Regions from separate parts of the Homo sapiens genome. Here region 1 is linked to region 2. The links are chromatin loops, found by intact Hi-C in ENCODE. Cell type or tissue: breast epithelium. All regions are shown on one strand. Each heading gives the region's core, and the rest is flanking DNA. Links, peaks and the distances in the headings are about the cores only.

Region 1 (10,109 bases), core at 1,365-9,364, 67 kb before region 2:
CACTTTGGGAAGCCGAGGGAGGCGGATCACCTGAGGTCAGGAGTTCGTGAGCAGCCTGGCCAACATGGTGAAACCCTGTCTCTACTAAAAATACAAACAACAACAACAACAACAAAAAACTAGCTGGGCGTGATGGTGGGCATCTGTAGTCCCAGGTACTCGGGAGGCTGGGATGCTGAGGCTGGAGAATCGCTTGAACCCTGGAGGTGGAGGTTGCAGTGAGCTGAGATTACGTCATTGCACTCCAGCCTGGCTGACAAGCGCGAAACTCCGTCTCAAAACAAACAAACAAACAAACAACTTTCTCCATAACTTTTATGTATAAACACTGGCTGATGTACAGTCAGTCTTAACAGGACCCATTTCCCATCCTGGTTGTTTTGAGTGAGACAAGCTATGTTGTGGAGCAAGAGTGCCCTAATGTGATCAAAAAATGATAAAACGAAGGAAAGTTTGTCTCTCCCCAACCCCCTAGAGAAACCATTCACAAAGATCCTATTTTACCCTGCCCTAGAATTCAACAAAAACCCTTACCTTAAATTTGTAGCAGTAGCTCTTATTCTGAGAACATCACTGCACCTCCTAGCCAAGGGGGAAAGCAGCTTCAATAAGGCAGAACTTTGCCTAAAACAGGAAGTTCGTTGATTTCAGGAGAAACTTATCTGTTGCATCCAGCAGGGGCATCCCAGTTGGGGGAACACGATGGATTCCGTGCATGAAGGTTGAAACCTGCTCAGGAAGGTCCAGGGTGACCAGGGAGGCCACTCTGAAACACTGATGACTACATCATTTTGTGGAGTGAAATTAAAGCTGCCGAGGCAGAAATACTTTGATAAGGGTTTATTTGAAGCCAAAGGTGAGGATCAACCCAGAAAGATGCACCAACACATTTGGATGTGTGCCAGAATCTTTTACAATTTGGAATGTTTTTATAAGAAAGTTTAGGAGAAGAGAAGGGAACTTCTTATATCAGAATTGTCTGTTTTTATTGGAGGGTATAATACAGAGGTCATAATGATTAGATACAGGTTATAACATACAGGCTAAAACATTTTGTATGTAAAACCATCAGTGAAACTTTATAAGAGAGGGCACAGTGGCTTATGCCTGTAATCCCAGCACTTTGGGAGGTTGAGACGGGCAGATCCCTTGAGGAGAAGCTCATCGCTCCTGAGGCCAGTAGTTCGAGACCAGCCTAGCCAATATGGTGAAACTCTGCTCTACTAAAAATACAAAAATTAGCTGGGCATGGTGGCACATGCCTGCAATCCCAACAACTCGAGAGGCTGAGGCAGGAAGGTTGCTTGAACCTAGGAGATGGAGGTTGCAGTAAGATGAGACTGCGCCACTGCACTCCAGCCTGGGTGACAAAGACCCTGTCTCAAAAAAAAAAAGAAAAGAAAAGAAAAACTTTATGATTTATAAATATAAAGCAAAACTTCATGGTTTAGAAACAAAGGATTGTGCTTTTCCATATCAGTGGAAAATCAGAACATCAACAGTTGGAAGAACTCATAAGATCTGAGTAATTAAAGATAAGATTTGAGGAACTCACAAGATTCTTTACTCAGGAACAGGATGTAACCCATGCATCAAGAGATCTTTTCCGGGGGCTAATTGGGACTAATGTGACTGGTAGGTTATCAGCAGAGACCACGTCTGTCTTGTTCAACCTGTGTCCCAGGTCCTAGCACCATGCCTGCTACCATTTAAGTGTTCATGTGAAGTTTGTTGTTGAGAAACTAATTACCTAAAAGTTAGAACTTGACCTTTGCATTTTATCGAGGAGGCTATGAGACTCAGAGGGTTACACAGCTAGTGAGTGGCAGAGCCTGGACTTGAACTCAGTTGTGCTGAAGCCAGAATGTGTTCCTTCCTGAGCATTCAAGGACAGGGAAGGTGAAACTCCAGCTAGTGGGCAGCCCGTGTGCTTGTTCTAGGGAGACTGCAGGCCGATTCCTGGGAGCTGGGTCTTCATGGTGACACAGTAAGAACAACTCACCTATTGGCTGGGCGCAGTGGCTCACGCCTGTAATCCCAGCACTTTGGGAGGCCGAGGTGGTTGGATCACTTGAGGTCAGGAGTTGGAGACCAGCCTGGCCAATATGGTGAAACCCTGTCTCTACTAAAAATACAAAAATTAGCTGGGTGTGGTGGCTCATGCCTGTAATCTCAGCTGCTCGGGAGGCTGAGGTAGGATAATCGCTTGAACCTGGTGGGGCGGAGGTTTCAGTGAGCCGAGATTGGCACCATTGCCCTCCAGCCTGGGTGACAAAGTGAGACTCTGTCTCAAAAAACAAAGCAAAGCAAAACAAAACAAAACGAAACAGAACTACTCACCTATGTTGTGGATCAACTGTGTCCCCACTGTACCAAATCCTTATTTATTTAAAAAAATTTGTTTTGGACCCTTTTCACAAGATGGTGCCGAAAGTGAAGAAGGAAGCTCCTGCCCCTCCTAAAGCCGAAGCCAAAGCGAAGGCTTTAAAGGCCAAGAAGGCAGTGTTGAAAGGTGTCCACAGCCACAAAAAGAAGATCCACACGTCACCCACCTTCCGGCGGCCGAAGACACTGCGACTCCGGAGACAGCCCAAATATCCTCGGAAGAGCGCTCCCAGGAGAAACAAGCTTGACCACTATGCTATCATCAAGTTTCCGCTGACCACTGAGTCTGCCATGAAGAAGATAGAAGACAACAACACACTTGTGTTCATTGTGGATGTTAAAGCCAACAAGCACCAGATCAAACAGGCTGTGAAGAAGCTCTATGACATTGATGTGGCCAAGGTCAACACCCTGATTCGGCCTGATGGAGAGAAGAAGGTATATGTTCGACTGACTCCTGATTACGATGCTTTGGATGTTGCCAACAAAATTGGGATTATCTAAACTGAGTGCAGCTGCCTAATTCTGAATATATATATATATATCTTTTCACCATATACATGCCTCTCTGTCAATTTCTGGTTGGGCTGGGAGGCCACACACAGACACTGACATGACAGGGCTTGGGCAAGACTCCTGTTCTACTTATCCTTTTGAAATATTCACCCTGCCACTCCACCATGTGTGATCACTCCAGAGATCTTTGTGACTAGAGTTAGTGTCCTAGGAAAACCAGAACTCAGAACTTGCCTCCATGGTTGAGGGTAACAAGAAGCTGTACAAGAACCCCTTTTATCCCTGGAAGAGGCTGTGTATGAAACCAATGCCCAGGGTTTGAAGGGCGTTAGCATCCATTTCAGGGGAGTGTGGATTGGCTGGCTTTCTGGTAGCATTTTGTCCTCACACACCCATCTACTGTGTCCAACCGGTCTGTCTGCTTCCCTCACCCCTTGCCCAATAAAGGACAAGGACTTCAGAGGAAAAAAAAAATTGTTTTAATTATTACATTTATAGCATCCCAGCTTGAAAAACGAAGCAACAGAGACGTGTAGAAAGTTAAAAGGTTTCTACTCCAATTGTAATTTCTCCAATTCCATCGTGGTATGTGCATTCTTCTGGATTTTTTTCAGTGTGCATACACATGTGTACATACAGACACATACACATACACTCGTACGTTTTTTATATTGATGGGACCATTACTCACATCTTTAATTTGGAACTTATTCTCTGCTCTCTCTCCCTGTGTCTGATAGAATGCTGGCAATGCTTTGTGATGCTTTAGGAGACACATTTGTCAGATGTGAAGACTTAGGCTTAGGAATTGATGGGTGGTGACTGAGGCTGGTCACTCTGTGGTCTGGTGCACTTTCCCACTGCCCCACTCTGGGTAGGGGTGGAAGGGCCCCTGCAGAGAAGCACCAGCTTCTGTTTTCCCATGAGTGACTCCCCTCCCTCCAATACTCACTAGGGGACTTTCCATAAGCCAGGCTGTGTGATTTGGCCCCTGAGATATTCCTGGTTGGATGAGAAATCTTGGGGAGACTCCAGCCTTCTCAGGCACAAAACTCCCAGAGTAGAGAGCTCCCTCTGGACTATCTCTCCTGCCCTTGGCCTCAATTTCCTGTTCTGCTACCTGGTCCAGGAATCAGGACCTCAGTGATGAAACTTGGCTTCTCCCAGGCTGCAGAGTCCTGCTGGGGTGTGAGTCCTTGCTCATGGCTCATGAAAGTTCAACATATGCTTATGGCTTCAATATTGGGCCAGATTTCACTTCCCACCTTGGCCTTCCCAAGGATGAATTGTGTGGTCCCATGTGTTGGTGATCTCAGCATGAACTGCAAAGGAAGAAGAACTCATGTGCATTTTTGCGCAGCTGGGTGCCGCATCCCATGGCTGCCCTTGGAGGGTCTCCCTCTTCATTCATGTCTCTGCTAAAAGGTCACCTCCTCCTGGAAGCCCTCCCTGATTCTCTGATTTATTGGATTGTCTGATTTATTGGATCATTGCCTGTCTCTTTACGTGATGTGATACCTTTGACAGCTGAGCACTCACTGTTGCATCCCCAGTGCCTGGCACATAGTAGGTGCTCAAGAAACATATAGTTGCATGAACAGCCCTGAGAGGCATAGATTTTTCTTTTTATTTTATAACTGAAAGAAGCCCTGAGAATCAGAAAGGTTAAGGGGTTAACTCCCAGCATCCCTGCAAAGCCTGGAGCCAGGAATCTTAAAACAAGTCTACTTAAACTTGAAGGATTGTATAGGGATTTCCTGGGGTTCTATTAAGATGCAATCCTGAGTTAGTATTTCTGGATTGGGGCATGGGATTCTGCATTTCCTGCCAGCTCTCAGGTAATGCTCATGGCGCAGGTCCCTGGACCACACTTTGAGTAACTGAGCCTTACAGTTAAAGTGCATGTTGCCAGCTCCTTCCCTTCACCTCCTCTTTTTGAGGCTCTTTCCTCTGAAGACTCCTCCTCTGTCCCCCTCTAAAGCCCCTCATTCCACATCCCATCTCCCAAATGCAAAATCTGAGCTCACAGCAATTTGGGAGGCCGAGGTGCGCAGATCACGAGGTCAGGAGTTCGAGATCAGCCTGGCCAACATGTGAAACCCTGTCTCTACTAAAGATACAAAAAATTAGCTGGGCGTGGTAGTGGGCGCCTGTAATCCCAGCTACTCGGGAGGCTGAGGCAGGAGAATCGCTTGAACCCAGGAAGCAGAGTTTGCAGTGAGCCGAGCTCACCCTCCATCCCGTCGCGCCAATGCACTCCAGCCTGGGTGACAGCGCAAGACTCCGTCTCAAGAAAAAAAAAAAAAAAAGCCTGAGCCCAGGAGGGGCAGTACTGCCCATCATCAAAGCAAGGACAGAGCAGAAGGAGACTCCACTCAGGGTCCCCTGGCTCTGCCTTCCACTGTCTCGACCTCGTCTGCTCTCAGCTTCCCTCAGCGTTACCCTTCACAGGCCCCCTCTGTCCTCCTATGCTGAGCCCAGCATCCAGGTTGCTTTCCCAGCTGGTCTCGTTATCTCCAGAATCTGACCCTGGGTAATCCCCAGTGGTGCTGCATTCTTTGTTCCTGCTCCTGTCAGTCAGGTCTCAGCCTAGGTCCTGGGCTGCTGGGAGGCAGGACTTGAATTCCTGCCAGGCTGGCAGTGGAGGGCAACAGGCTTCTGTCTCTGAATCTCCTAAATCTGCACTGAGAAATGGTGCACAGCATTCTCCTGGCCCACATTTGGAGGGGAACTTGGGGGATGTTTTGGGAGAAGGCTTGGCCTCACCCAGCTCACCTGGCATCTGAACACTTCATTCCTTTACCTACCTTCCCCTGGTCTTGGAAAGGCAGGGTGGCTGCACATTTTGGGGCTCAGATCACCATTGGCTGCCCTCCAACTTACCCTCTGCCTTACATGAGAGGTACCAAGGACTGAGTGGCCATGCTCGGTCACCCTGAATTGGTTCTTCTACAGTTATGGTCCCCACCAGTCCCCGGGTTTTGGTTGGCTGCCCTGGCACAAAGGAGGCATCCAGGCTGTGAGGATTGGCTAGTCCAGCCCCGCCCAGCCTCCTGAAGTGTTTCCTAGATCTGGGGCCAGGAGCAAAAACCTCCTGGCAAAGGAGGAGAGGAGGTTGTGCGGGACAACCTTCTCCTGACAGAAGGTGCCAGGCTGGGGGTGGCAGGGCTGGATAGGGAGGGGCACTGCCCAAGACTGGGATGGCTCCAGGGAGCTGGCCCTGGTGATGGGTGCTTGCAGGTAACCAGAGGTCAAGTTGGCTGGTGGTTCTAGATGAGGCTGTCTGGTTTCTGGTCTCTAGTTTCCTTGATCTCTAATTTTGTGTCACTTCTCCTCTCCCCTCTCCCTTGGCCTCTTCCCCTGAGATTCCCTGAATCTCCCTCCATGCTCTTAACCATGTTTACCCATCATTGGTCCTGGAGCTCCCCAGCCCCTTTCCTAGGCCTCAGGACCTCACCCTCCATCCCGTCTGCCCTGCAGGATGTCGCTGCTGAGCCTGTCTTGGCTGGGCCTCAGGCCGGTGGCAGCATCCCCGTGGCTGCTCCTGCTGGTGGTCGGGGCCTCCTGGCTCCTGGCCCGCATCCTGGCCTGGACCTATGCCTTCTATCACAACGGCCGCCGCCTCCGGTGTTTCCCGCAGCCCCGGAAACAGAACTGGTTCTTGGGTCACCTGGGCCTGGTGAGTGGCAGGAGGATGGATCTAGTGTCTCAGGGTGGAAGGGTGGAAATGGGGCTCAGGCTGAGGGGGTGGGCTCGGGTCTGGGACGGCAGAGAAACTCACTCATTCCTCTGATCACTCACTCATTCCTCTTCCCACTCATTCCTCTCCTCACTCACTCATTCCTCTCCTCACTCACTCATTCTCCTCACTCACTCATTCCTCTCCTCACTCACTCATTCCTCTGCGCACTCACTCATTCCTCTCCTCACTCACTCATTCCTCTCCTCATTCACTCATTCTCCTCACTCATTCCTCTCCTCACTCACTCATTCCTCTCCTCACTCACTCATTCTCCTCACTCACTCATTCCTCTTCCCACTCACTCATTCCTCTCCTCACTCACTCATTCCTCTCCTCACTCACTCATTCCTCTCCTCACCCACTCATTCCTCTCCTCGCTCACTCATTCCTCTCCTCGCTCACTCATTCCTCTCCTCGCTCACTCATTCCTCTCCTTGCTCACTCATTCCTCTGCTTTGCCATGCCAAGCCTTTCTCATCTCCTTGTCTAGGGGAAGTCACCCCTAGACTGTTTTGAATTCTTTTCCTGACTGTTTTCAGTACACTAGTGAACCTCTGATGGGTTCCTGTGGCAGAGTGGGGGTTACGCAGCAGGTATTCACCATTATTTCCACATTATCCACTGCTGTACTGGAGGCCTCTTGGGCTCACTGTCTAGAACCCACTTTCTGCCTGGCCCATTTGCTTGTGTCCATCCATCTCTGGGCTGGAGTTTTCCCATAGGAAGTAGCTATACACCCCCTACCCTCACATCATGACACAGCTGGGCCAGAAGAGAGATGTGTGCCATCTCCACCCTCCCCCGTGCAGGGGCATCTTCTTTATCCCCACTAAGCTGTCCCAATGAGTTGTGTTGCCCAACCTGGATAAAAATTGGCCAGTGACTTCCTCTTTAAAGTTACCTTTGACCCTTCAGACCCTGCCCTTTCACTTAGACCTGCTGTCCCCTTTGGGCGATTTGGCATCAGTCTGTTCTTTGGCAAATGGCAGGAATGATGGGTGTGTCCACAGGTGCAGGGTGAGGGAACACAGGACGGACTAGCTCTGAGCTTGATGTGCAAAAGGTGCTCCCTGGTGAGAGCCGCTGTTCTTCCTGACAGACAGTTAGAGCCACCTCTTCTCCCCTGGGGGCTGCTGAGAAAGGAAGTTCCACCGTGTACAGACCTTCTCCATGGGAGGGCCTGGGGCCCCTGAGGCCCAGCCAGGACATAAAAGGATGTGGGGACCAGCCCTGGGGACATGTCCTGAGGCCACATTGCTGCCCACACACCACACTTGTGGAGCCCACCCCACGTGACTTTCCGTGGGCTGGAGCCACTCCCAGGATGAGAAAATCCATCCTCTTTATTCAAGGTGGGCTTCTCCATGAACAGACAGTTTGTCTTCCCCCTGTTCCCTGGGATGTAGCCTTGGAAGTTAGATACTGCCCCCAAGAGAAGGGAGCAGGAGGGAGTGGAGATTACCCCTATGTGCGCAGAATCTGGACATGCTGTTCATTGCAGAGGCTGTGCCACCTCTAAAGCCTGCAGTGGGACCTGCTGTGGCTCCTCCTGGGAAATGTATTTATTTCTCCAGAGTAATAGAATTAATAGGATATCAATATCTACATCTATCTATCTATCTATCTATCTATCTATCTATCTATCTATCTATCTATCAGTCCGTCTGTCTGTCTATGATCTATCTAATCTATGGAGAGACAGAAGAGGGCATTTATTATAGGAATTGACTCATGTTTATGGAAGCTGAAAAGTCCCACTCTATGCCTTCTGCAAGCTGGAGAATCAGGGACACTGGTGGTGCAATTCCGTCTGGGTCCAAAGCCCTGGGAACCTGGAGTTCTAATGTTCAAGGGCAGGAGAAGATGGATGTCTCAGCTGCAGAGGAGAAAACAAATTCACCCTTCCTCCACTTTTACATTCTACGTGGACCCTCAACAGATTGGATGATGCCCACACAGACTGGGAAGGGGAGATCCTCCTTCCTCAGTTTTCCTTCAAATGCTAATCTCTCCTGAAACACTCTCACAGACATACCCAGAAATAATGTTTGACTGGATATCTGGGCATCCCTTAACCCAGTCAAGTGGACACAGGAGGTGATGGCCCTTGCCTTGCTTGCAGGTCACTCCCACAGAGGAGGGCTTGAGGGTCCTGACCCAGCTGGTGGCCACCTACCCCCAGGGCTTTGTGAGGTGGTTGGGCCCCATCACTCCCATCATCAACTTGTGCCACCCTGACATCGTCCGATCTGTCATCAATACCTCAGGTACTCCTGCAGAGCTTGTGGTGGTGGGCACAGGAGAACATTGGAGGGCTTCTAGATCTCATCCCCAAAGCTTCTGTGCAGCTCTTGTAGTACTCAGCCCCTTCCTTCCTGCTTCTCTCTCAGCCACCTTCCTCTTTCCTTCCTGTAGTCACCAACCCCAACCTCAGTGTCTTTTCTCTCTGCTGCCATCTTCCCCACCTCCGTGTTGTTCTGGGAACCACTGGGGCCCCGAGAAGCCTTAATCCAAGGCCCTGTCCTGGAGGAATCCCCAAACTTGAAGAGATGGAGCAGTACAGAGACATCCCCAACTTCATGGGGTTCAGAATGGGCCAGGAGGAGATAGGCTGTGACAGAGCATAGGAGAACAAGGTTTCTACTGGGGCAGGCTGGAAGGCTTCCTGGAGGAGGCGTAGCAGGAGCTGGGTGTGGAACGATGAGTGATAATTTTTTTTTTAAAGCAGGGGCAGGGTGATGCAGTGGGCATTGTTAGTATTCAAGGCTCCGGGCCAGGCTTGGCATTGGCCTTGTCCTTCTGCAGGCCCAGAGCAAGGACAAGAAGATGAGAAGGAGTTGTGGTTGGTGGAAGATCTAGGCTGCTATTTCCATGACATTCACCTCTTGTGGGTCGATTCCTTCTAATCCCATCCTGTGGCACTTCCACCATATGTTCATTGCCCTCTTGCTCCAGGCCCCAGGAATCTCCAATAGGAGACACCACCCCAGCCTGGAGCCGTACCCTTGCCCTCTGCCCTTCCCATCTTTGGACAGGCCAGGGAGAGCAGCAGAAGGGGTATCACGCCACAGAGACCATGGCTCAAGCCCCAAAATGCTGAGTGACTCTGGGCAGGTCCACGGCTCTCTATGGGTGCTGAGGTGTCTTTCCATTGTGAGTGGTAGAAACTCAACCCCACGCAGTCTAAGCCATTAAAGAGAAGCTATTGACTGCAACATCCAGGGAGGTTGGCCTTCAGGCACAACTGGATCCAGGTCTCACCTAATATCATCAGAATTCTGTCTTTAACTCTTATTCTGTAAATGTGTTTTGTAGAGTGTTGACTTATGCTTGGGTGTTGCAGAACATGTTGGACCATGTAGGAGCCATGTCAAGACATGCTGGGTGTGCTGTACCATGTCAGGGTGTATCATTGCTCTATAGTGTTGTTGCAGCCTAGTCCGGTCCCCTTTATGCCCCCCACCCT
Region 2 (10,109 bases), core at 1,171-9,170:
ATATCCTCACTCACTCATTCCTCTACCCACACTCATTCCTCTCCTCACTAATTCCAATACCAACTCACTCATTCCTCTCCTCACTTACTCATTCCTCTATCCATTCACTCATTCCTCTCCTCACTCACTCATTCCTCTGCTCACTTAGTCATTCCTCTCCTCACTCAACTCATTCCTCACTCACTCATTCCTCTCCTCACTCACTCATTCCCCTCCTCACTCACTCATTTCTCTCCTCACTCATTCATTCCTTTACCCACTCACTCATTCCTCTACCCACTCACTCATTCCTCTCCTCACTCATTCCCTTCCTCCCATTCCTTTACCCACTCACTCATTCCTCTCCTCACTCACTCATTCCTCTCCTCACTTACTCATTCCTCTCCCCACTCACTCATTCCTCTCCTCACTCACTCATTCCTGTGCCCATTCACTCATTCCTCTCCTCACTCACTCATTCCAATACCAACTCACTCATTCCTCTCCTCACTCACTCATTCCTCCCCTCATTCAGTCATTCCTGTCCTCACTCACTCATTCCTCTCCTCACTCACTCATTCCTCTGCTCACTCACTCATTCATATCCTCACTCACTCATTCCTCTACCCACACTCATTCCTCTCCTCACTAATTCCAATACCAACTCACTCATTCCTCTCCTCACTTACTCATTCCTCTACCCATTCACTCATTCCTCTCCTCACTCACTCATTCCTCTGCTCACTTAGTCATTCCTCTCCTCACTCAACTCATTCCTCTGCTCACTTAGTCATTCCTCTCCTCACTCAACTCATTCCTCACTCACTCATTCCTGTCCTCACTCACTCATTCCTCTGCTCACTCTCTCATTCCCCTCCTCACTCACTCATTTCTCTCCTCACTCATTCATTCCTTTACCCACTCACTCATTCCTCTACCCACTCACTCATTCCTCTCCTCACTCATTCCCCTCCTCCCATTCCTTTACCCACTCACTCATTCCTCTCCTCACTCGCTCATTCCTCTCCTCACTCACTCGTTCCTCTCCTCACTCGCTCATTCCTCTCCTCACTCACTCGTTCCTCTCCTCACTCACTCATTCCTCTCCTCACTTACTCATTCCTCTCCTCACTCACTCATTCCTCTCCTCACTCACTCATTCCTCTCCTCCCTCACTTATTCCTCTACCCACACACTCATTCCTCTCCTCACTCACTCATTCCTCTACCCATGCACTCATTCTTCTCCTCACTCATTCCTTCCTCTCCTCACTCACTCATTCTTCTGCTCGCTCACTCACTCATTCCTCTGCTCACTCTTATTCTTCTCCTCACTCATTCCTCTCCTCACTCACTCATTCCTCTCCTCACTCACTCATTCCTCTACCCATGCACTCATTCCTCTCCTTACTCACTCATTCCTCTCCTCACTCACTCATTCCTCTCCTCACTCACTCATTCCTCTCCTCACTCACTCATTCCTCTCCTCACTCACTCCTTCCTCTCCACACTCACTCATTCCTCTCCTCACTCACTCATTCCTTTCCTCACTCACTCATTCCTCTGCACTACTATTTCCATCCTGTTTACCTTCAAATGCTAATCTCTTCTCAAACACCCTCACAGACACACACAGCAATAATGTTTGACTGGCTATCTGGGCATCCCTTAGCCCAGTCTAGTGGACACCTAAAATTAACCATCACAGGAAGTGACAGCCCTTGACTTGCTTTCAGATCACTCCTACAGAGGAGGGCTTGAAGAACTCGACCCAGATGTCGGCCACCTATTCCCAGGGCTTTACGGTATGGCTGGGTCCCATCATCCCCTTCATCGTTTTATGCCACCCTGACACCATCCGGTCTATCACCAATGCCTCAGGTACCCATGCAGAGCTTGTGGTGGTGGGTGCCAGACCAAGCTTCTGTGTGGTCTCTGCAGTACCCACGTCCCTCCTTGAGTACTCGTGCCCCTCATTGAGACTTCCTTCTCAATGTCTTCTCCCTCCATTGCCATCTGCTCCCTGTCTTGGTGTTCTGGGCACCACTGGGGCTCCAAGAGGCCTCAATTCAGGGCCCTTTCTGGAAGGAACCCCCATGCTTAAGGACACGGGTCTAGACAGAGACATTTCCAGCCTCATAGGGTCAGGAATGGGCAAGAGAGAGATGGGTATGACAACACAGAGAACTGGGTGTCTGCTGGGGCAGGCTGGAATGTTTCCTGGAGGAAGAGTTGTTGGAGCTATGTCTAGACCAATAAGTAGGATTTTTTAAGTGTGGGGCAGGATGATGCAGTGGGCATCATTGGTATTTGGGGTCCCAGCCAGTCCTTGCACCAGCCTTGCCCATCCCTCAGTCCAAAGCGGTAGGAGGATTTGTGGCTGGTGGAGAATCTGGGCTGCTATTTATGTGACATCCACCTATGATGGGTCAGTTCCTTCTACCTCATCCTATCACTCATCCACCCTAAGTTTCCTGCTCTCCTCCTATGGGCTTCAGGATTCTCCAATAGGAGAACCCACACCAGCTGCTTGACCTCCCCTTGCTCTCTGCTCTTCTCATCCTTGGACACACCAGGCTGAGCTAGGGAAGTGGCAGCATCCCACAAAATCTATGGCTCTGACCCCCAAATCCTTAGTGACTCTGTGCAGGTCACCAGCTCTCTGGCTGCTGAGGTCTCTTTCAGTTGTGAGTGATGGAAACTCAACTTCGTGTGCTCTAAGCAAATAAAGAGAGTCAAAGGAGTGTAAATTTCAGGGAGGGTGGTCTTCAGGCATGGCTGAATCCAGGTGTCAATGAACATTATCAGGGATCTGTCTCCTTTTCTTAATTTCACCATTTCTCTGCATCACTTTTTCTTTTAAGGCAGCCGTTCTCTTATCTGTCAACCATGGGTCCTAGCAGCTCAGTTCTTGTCCGAAAGCTCACCTTACCCCCAGGGGTCCCATAAATAGCCGCCTATAGTTTCAATATTATACCTGGTTATATCTTTTCTGTTTAACCTGGGATCATATGGAGAAGTCATCATGTGTGTGGCTCAGCTGTGGTCGAGGACACTTGGGGCATGTCAGAGACTTTCTGGTTCTTCTCTGACATGTGATTTGAAATTGTCTTTTCTCCTCCTTGTCATCTCTTGGCCATGTTTGTAGCTTGTCCAAGGTCTGGGAGCTAGGGTCTCTTTGGAATTGTCAGAGTTATTATTTTAGTCTCCCTGAGCCAGGTTTCGGAATCCATTCTAATCACGCTTGAAGAAAACTCTTGGTTCCACCTGGGACATGTCTGGGACATTTAAGAAATCACATTTAAACCCTATCTGGGGCCTGTCTGTGGGGTACACAGAGGTCATGTCAGACTATCTCAGGTCCATGTCAGGAGATGACAGAGAGTGCTATGGCAGACAGGGTGTCCGAGGTCCTTTAAAGGTATTTTGTAGAGTGTGGAGCTGTGTTCAGTTGTTGCAGAACATGTTGGGATATATAGGAGCCATGTCAAGGCGTGCTGGGGTGTGCTATGACCTGTTAGGTTGTGTCATAGCTTTACTGTGCTGTTGCAGCCTGGGCTGGTCCTTCTTCCTCTATCCTCCCTTCGTCCTTTGCCCTTGGCCCCCTTCCTGCTATGCTGGGCATGGAGTGGGGAAAGTGCTGGTAGGCAGCCTTGCCCTATACCTGAAGTTCCTCTCTTGCCCTCTACATGGCCCCTGATGGTCCTCGTTCATGTCAGCTGCCATTGCACCCAAGGATAATCTCTTCATCAGGTTCCTGAAGCCCTGGCTGGGTGAGTACCTGCAGGTGAAAGGGGTTGGGGACAACCTTGCGGGGAGGGTAGGGGAAGTGCTGCTCTTGCCCACTGTCCTTGGCTGCCCTACTAGGAGAAGGGATACTGCTGAGTGGCGGTGACAAGTGGAGCCGCCACCGTCGGATGCTGACGCCCGCCTTCCATTTCAACATCCTGAAGTCCTATATAACGATCTTCAACAAGAGTGCAAACATCATGCTTGTGAGTCCCTTGAAGTCTGGGTCCCAGATGGAGTCTTGGGGTGGAGGGACCATGGACACATCTGGTCTGGAATTTTGGCTCTTCTGGGTGGCACTGGGCCATTGCTCTTCCTCTCTGAGCCTTGGTTTCCTCATCTGTAAAATGGGGATGATAATCCCTACTTGAAAGGTCATTTACTTGGCACACAGTAGGTTCTCAGAAGGTGTCAGTTTCTGTGTTTTTCTCACAGAATCCCTGTAAACTCAAGAGAGTAAAAATGAAGATTGTGTAGTAGTCATTGCTGATTATAAACCACTTCAGAACTCATTGGCTTAGAGCCATAAGGGTTTACAATTGCTAACGAGTCTGTGAGACAGCTGGCCAGTTCTTCTGGATGTGGAAGGGATCACTCTTGGCACATGAGCAGCTGTGGGTCGGGGGGCAGCTTTGCTGATCCTGGCTCAGTTCATTCACGTTTGGGGCTTCAGTACCTTCAGACTCATCTGGGATGGGCTCAGCTGTGACACCTGGACTTTCCCCCATGTGATTCTCTGCCTCCAGAAGGCACCCTGTTGTTCACATGGCAGAGACTGGGCTCCGAGAAACTGAGAGGAGGCTGCAATGTCTGTGGACATTGTCTCTGCAATACTTCAAAGTTCAACCAGGTTTGAGTCTATTAGAGTTATTACATCATCATTTCACCACATTGTACTGGCCAAAGAAAGTCGAAAGTCAAAAGTCCAGTACAGACTCAAAGGGGTGTAAAATAGAACGCATCTCTTAATGGGAGTTGCTGAAAAATTACTGTGGAAAGGGTACGAATACAGGGAGAAGTGAAGAATTGGGGGTCAGGATTTTGTGAAGTGTCTAGGATTTGTTTTAAATATGCAAACTGATAAGTTAGCTTGTTACTGTCTCATGCATTCTAACAGATTCCTGGGTCAGAGACAAAGGGTAGTTGATTACTCATGGCACAATAAGCAACATGTACTTCTTGTTGGTTTGTATCCTTTTTCTGAGTCAACCTAAATTCCATGGGGGTGACACTGGTGGGCCTCTACATTAGCCTGCTCATGCAGTACATTGCATGACATACAATGGGCATTAGGCTTAGGGAATCTACTTTAATAGTGGCAGAAACAAGCCTGATATTGGTCCAGGAGGAGTCATTGCCTTATCTCTCCAGGTGGTTATCTGCAAATACAACTCTGAGAAATGGCTCAGGTAAGAACATCACAGTCTTGCATTGGTGGCATACGCAGCAAGGATGCTCAGGGCTGATGAAGAAGTGCCTCTTCCAACACAGGGATATTTTTGAAATGAATTTATTACAATGGAGATGAATAAAGCAAACATTTACTCATCATATGCCTGAGAAAATGTCATGTCCCAATGCCAGGATATAAGTTGTCTAAGTTAATTTTAATAATCCTGTGAGGTTATGGTTATTTTTGTCCTATTGCAGATGATGAACTGAGGGCCAGAGAGATTAGGGAGCTGGACAGAGTTCAACCAGCCAGGAAGTGAGCTAGGACTGGTGGAGCAGAGATTCTATCCTGGTTTATCTGGCCCCAAAGCAGATCACCTTGACCGTTATTGAATATTTGACAGGTGGGACCTAGAGGAGGGCAATATGTTGACCAAGGGCACATAGAGCATAGGAGACAGAGCTGAGACTTGAATGCAGGTCTCTTGACTCCAAGCCATGGGTCTTCATCTCCTATACTAACAGTTTCTGCTCGCATCCCAGTCTGGTCCTCGCTGGCAATGGGTTCCTGGGGCAGAGGACCAGGAGGCTGGTTGTGGGGGAGTCCATCCTGATGTTTGGGACTGGGGAGGGGCACAAAGGAGGCAGGGCCCAGCTCTAGCTCTCTTCCCTTCTCTGGCCAGGACAAGTGGCAGCACCTGGCCTCAGAGGGCAGCAGTCGTCTGGACATGTTTGAGCACATCAGCCTCATGACCTTGGACAGTCTACAGAAATGCATCTTCAGCTTTGACAGCCATTGTCAGGAGTGAGTTCCTTCCTAGGGCCTGGGATATGAATCCATGGACCAAAGGGAGAAAGTTGGGGAGGGAGGAATGAGCAAAGTAACCAGAAGTACCTTTCGGGAGGATTTGTATCATAGCTGTGCTTTGAAGGTCGAGGAAGAGGAGAAAGTGCTGTCTTTCCAGGTAGAAATATGTGTGTAAAAGCAAGAAGGTTAGGATGAGCCAAGCATGTGCAAGAGACAGTAGAAATGAGGTTGTGGAAGTAGGGGCTAGATATTAAGGGCACTGAAAATCAGGAAAAGTGGTATGAAGTTTATCAAGACATTTCCAGAGACCTTTTGTAGTTTCAGCTGATGATGGATGTGATAAGAGCTGAGCTGTGTGGGAAACTGATAGCCCACCACCACGCCCAGCTAATTTCTGTATTTTCAGTAGAGAGGGGGTTCACCATGTTGTCCAGGCTGGTCTCAAATTCCTGACCTCAGGTGATGTGCCCTCTTTGGCCTCAGAAAATGTTGGGATTACAGGCATGAGCCACTGTGCCCAGCTGCTTCTTCTTTCTTACAGGGTGAAAGAGAGAGGGAGAGAGAGAGAGACAGAGAGACAGAGAGAGAGAGAGAGAAAGAGAGAGAGAGTTGGTTATGCTGGGGGCTGGAGCAGGGCTGAACTGGAAGAGGATGAAGTCTGAGTTGTGTGGACAGTTTTGGTAAGGAAAATGATCAGTACTGCATACTGGATGGGAGACAGAGGAGAGAAGCATGGTGTCCAAGCTATACTCTAGGTGCCTAGGTGCATGGAGACAGCTCTCTCAGAGATAGGATGCAGGGAGAGAAGACAGTCTAGAGAGTCAGTCTCATGACTGATACCCACCATGTATCTCTAGGACCATCTATTTCTAGATACTCAGTTTCCTGATGGGAGGTAGCTCCTGGCTGCTGGTGGGAGGTGTTCCTGGGGCTTTGCATACGTTACATTGTTGCCTCCCTTTCTGCCCTTGCTCTGCAGGAGGCCCAGTGAATATATTGCCACCATCTTGGAGCTCAGTGCCCTTGTAGAGAAAAGAAGCCAGCATATCCTCCAGCACATGGACTTTCTGTATTACCTCTCCCATGACGGGCGGCGCTTCCACAGGGCCTGCCGCCTGGTGCATGACTTCACAGACGCTGTCATCCGGGAGCGGCGTCGCACCCTCCCCACTCAGGGTATTGATGATTTTTTCAAAGACAAAGCCAAGTCCAAGACTTTGGATTTCATTGATGTGCTTCTGCTGAGCAAGGTAGGTTTCTCTATGATCTGAATTTAGGTGAGAGAATAGAGCTTCATGTCAAATGTCAGGTGAAATAAATTGGTTTTGATCCAAAGGGCACTGGGAGCCATGGAAGATGCTTGAGAAAGGGAAGGTCACAGATAGGTTTTAGAGATGACTTTATTGCATGCAGCCCACAGGGCACTGCTAATTCTGAAACTGTGAGGAGCATGATATTTTATTCAACTTATAAGTTAGTGTGTTAGTCTTTCACATTTTTATGTGTATCTATATGTCTATGTCTTTGTCTATGTCTGTATCTATGATAAAAGATGCACCAAACCCCTGGATCACAGCAGCCCATTAATTATTTACAGCAGTAACAGCAGGTGGAGTAGGATGGTAGTGCTGGCTCCCCATTCCTAGGGCAACACAATGTTTTTACCTGTAAATGCACAAGAATTTGCACCAAGGAGAGGGGCCCCCACATTATGAGTATTATAGCTTATATAGGACAGCTAGCTCATATGCTCCTTCTTTATTACAGGGTGAAAGTTAGAGACAGAGAAAGAGAGAGAGAGAGAATGCTTTGTTCTGGCGTATAAACTACCCCTCTCCTGTGAGATGGCAATTTCTAGAGTTTTATAACCCAAATATCTTCTGGAAAGATAAGATTCTCTGGGTTTACCACTCTAGAATGTCAGCAAATATTTTTGGAGCAATACATAATTTCTAACCTCCAAGGCAAATTGCCATTCAAATATCCTGTACCCCAGGTTGCCAGTATCTTTTTCTCTGAAAGTCTGTATTATGCAGAAAAATGAAAATATTCGAGAACCATTGATTCCTGTCACCAGGGTCCAAAGAGGAGGCAAAGGATCTGGGGGAAGCCCTTGGAGTTGGGGCTTTGGTGATGGTGAACAAGAGAGATCTAGACGTGCAGAGTGCATTTGAGTTTCTGGAAGATCAGAGCTTCAGAGATTATCTCAGGTTAGACTCCGGAGTCTCAGAGATAGTATAATTTGTGTGTGTGTGTGTGTGTGTGTGTGTGTGTGTGTGTGTGTGTCTTGCTTTCTCTTCAGGATGAAGATGGGAAGGCATTGTCAGATGAGGATATAAGAGCAGAGGCTGACACCTTCATGTTTGGAGGTGAGGGTCCCAGTGTGGGACTACAGTGGAGACAGAGGTCCCTCCATCTCAGGATCCGGGTGGGTGGACCCTGGATCACTCCATTCTGCCCATCTTCCCCCTCCCTCCATCCTCCTGAGGGCCTCAATATCTGGGCGCTGTCCACCCTCCGGTGCTGAAGCCAAGCTTACCTGGCTGCTCCTCAGGCCATGACACCACGGCCAGTGGCCTCTCCTGGGTCCTGTACAACCTTGCGAGGCACCCAGAATACCAGGAGCGCTGCCGACAGGAGGTGCAAGAGCTTCTGAAGGACCGCGATCCTAAAGAGATTGAATGGTGAGTGCAAGTTCTTCTGGCCTGTTCCTGAGCCCATCATTGGTTCTGCTCCCCAAGTGAGGAGGGGTGGAGGAGTTGTTTTGTGGATTCTTCCACTATTGCTTAGTGGGTATAAAAGCAGAGGACCACAGGCAGGGCTTGATACCAAGCCTGGCTGTCAGGGGAAAAGTTGCAGGCCTTTAGGACCGAAAGACCCGGGCTGCTAAGAGAATTGGTGACAATGTGTGAGGACAGATAATGCTACTTTGCACATGTTCAGCAAATGAACTTCCCCTCCACTCTGTTTCTGTTCTCCCAGAAATATCAGTTTTTTCGAAAATCCTCACTTCTTGAATGTTTGCTCAGGTGGGGAGGGAGAAGTTGTTTTTGTCAATTCTTCCATTATTGCTTAGTAGTACTAGGAGCAGAGCACAGAGGCAGAACTTGGTATCCAACCTGGCTAGCAGGGGAAAGTTTTCAGACTTTTGGGACAGAGAGTCCTAGCCCGCTGAGAGAACTAAGGACAATATATGAAGGCAGACGATGACATCTAGACATGTTCAGTCAATGAATTTTCCCTTCACTCCTTTCTTGTTTACTCTGAATTATCATATTTTTTTCAAACATCTTTACTTCCTGAATGTTTACTCTTCTGTTCCCTAATTCCTACCCTCCGGTCCAGTCCAGGGAGTCCTAAGGGAGACCTGGGGGTAAAAGTCATCTATCTTTTGTCTAGAACACCTGCATCGTTCATCCATTCAGTCTTCATTCAGCAAACTCTTCCACATGCCTTTCCATTGCCAGTTCTGTTCCCACACCTTTCTGTGCTCTGGAGACCTGGAAAGAACCCTGCCTATGGATGTGTTTTCCAGGTACTCCCAGCCTAGTAGGAACAGTCCCCCACAAGACATTCCCAGTCCACATAGGCAAGGATGGAGTTGAGAGCAAGAGAAGCATGGCTGGGAGTACAGAAAGTGTGATAGAAAGTGTTTCAAGCCAGATCTGGTGGCTGTCGCTTGTGATACCAAGTACCGAGGAGGCTGAAGTGGGATAATCACTTGAGGTCAGGTTTAAGATCAACCTGGGCAATATAGAAAGAACCCATTTCTAAAAAAGTAAAAAACCAAAATAATAAAGTGCCTCAACTGAAACCCTGAATGGTGATCAGTAGGTGTTTGGATGCAGTAGTGCCCTAGGTCAAAAAGAAAGTCTGGGCAAAAATGCAAAAAGAGGGAGCAGGAGAGAGGGAGAAGAGGGAAAGAGAGGTTTGTGTGTCAGGGAAGGAGATGGTTATAAAGGGAGGGAGAAGTAAGAGGGAGGAAAAGTGAGGGAGAGCAAGATAAAGAGAGGAGGGAAGACAGAAGGAGACAGAGAGAGAATGAGAGAGAAAGGAACTGAGTTGTGATGAGATAATAACTATGGTAGTGAAAGCAGAGTCTGGCTGTGGAAAATATGGGAAAATGGTAATGGCTTCCATTT

What was found. A loop is a pair of places that touch in the nucleus more often than their neighbours do. Peaks named below come from ENCODE experiments on the same cell type or tissue, not always from the same donor. Only the 100,000 strongest peaks of a DNase experiment are listed, where the experiment ranks them.
Region 1: a loop joins it to region 2, with 17 times the contacts of the local background. A loop is called at or near these places in 2 of 110 quality-filtered maps.

What each region holds. Positions count from the first base shown.
Region 1 is chr19:15,609,235-15,619,343 of GRCh38, forward strand. CYP4F8 (cytochrome P450 family 4 subfamily F member 8) reads left to right here and starts at 5,984. Exons shown (of 13, transcript NM_007253.4): 1 at 5,984-6,046; 2 at 6,382-6,580; 3 at 8,766-8,910. The coding sequence starts at 6,383. It also overlaps the pseudogene RPL23AP2. In breast epithelium, for the core only: no CTCF peak of the experiment used is centred there; no DNase peak of the experiment used is centred there; H3K27me3 peaks cover 174 bases.
Region 2 is chr19:15,676,547-15,686,655 of GRCh38, forward strand. CYP4F12 (cytochrome P450 family 4 subfamily F member 12) reads left to right here. Exons shown (of 13, transcript NM_023944.4): 3 at 1,715-1,859; 4 at 3,698-3,751; 5 at 3,846-3,973; 6 at 5,843-5,964; 7 at 6,947-7,217; 8 at 8,270-8,336; 9 at 8,522-8,651. Among named protein-coding and RNA genes, the nearest start is that of CYP4F12, 8.5 kb to the left of the region's middle. In breast epithelium, for the core only: no CTCF peak of the experiment used is centred there; no DNase peak of the experiment used is centred there.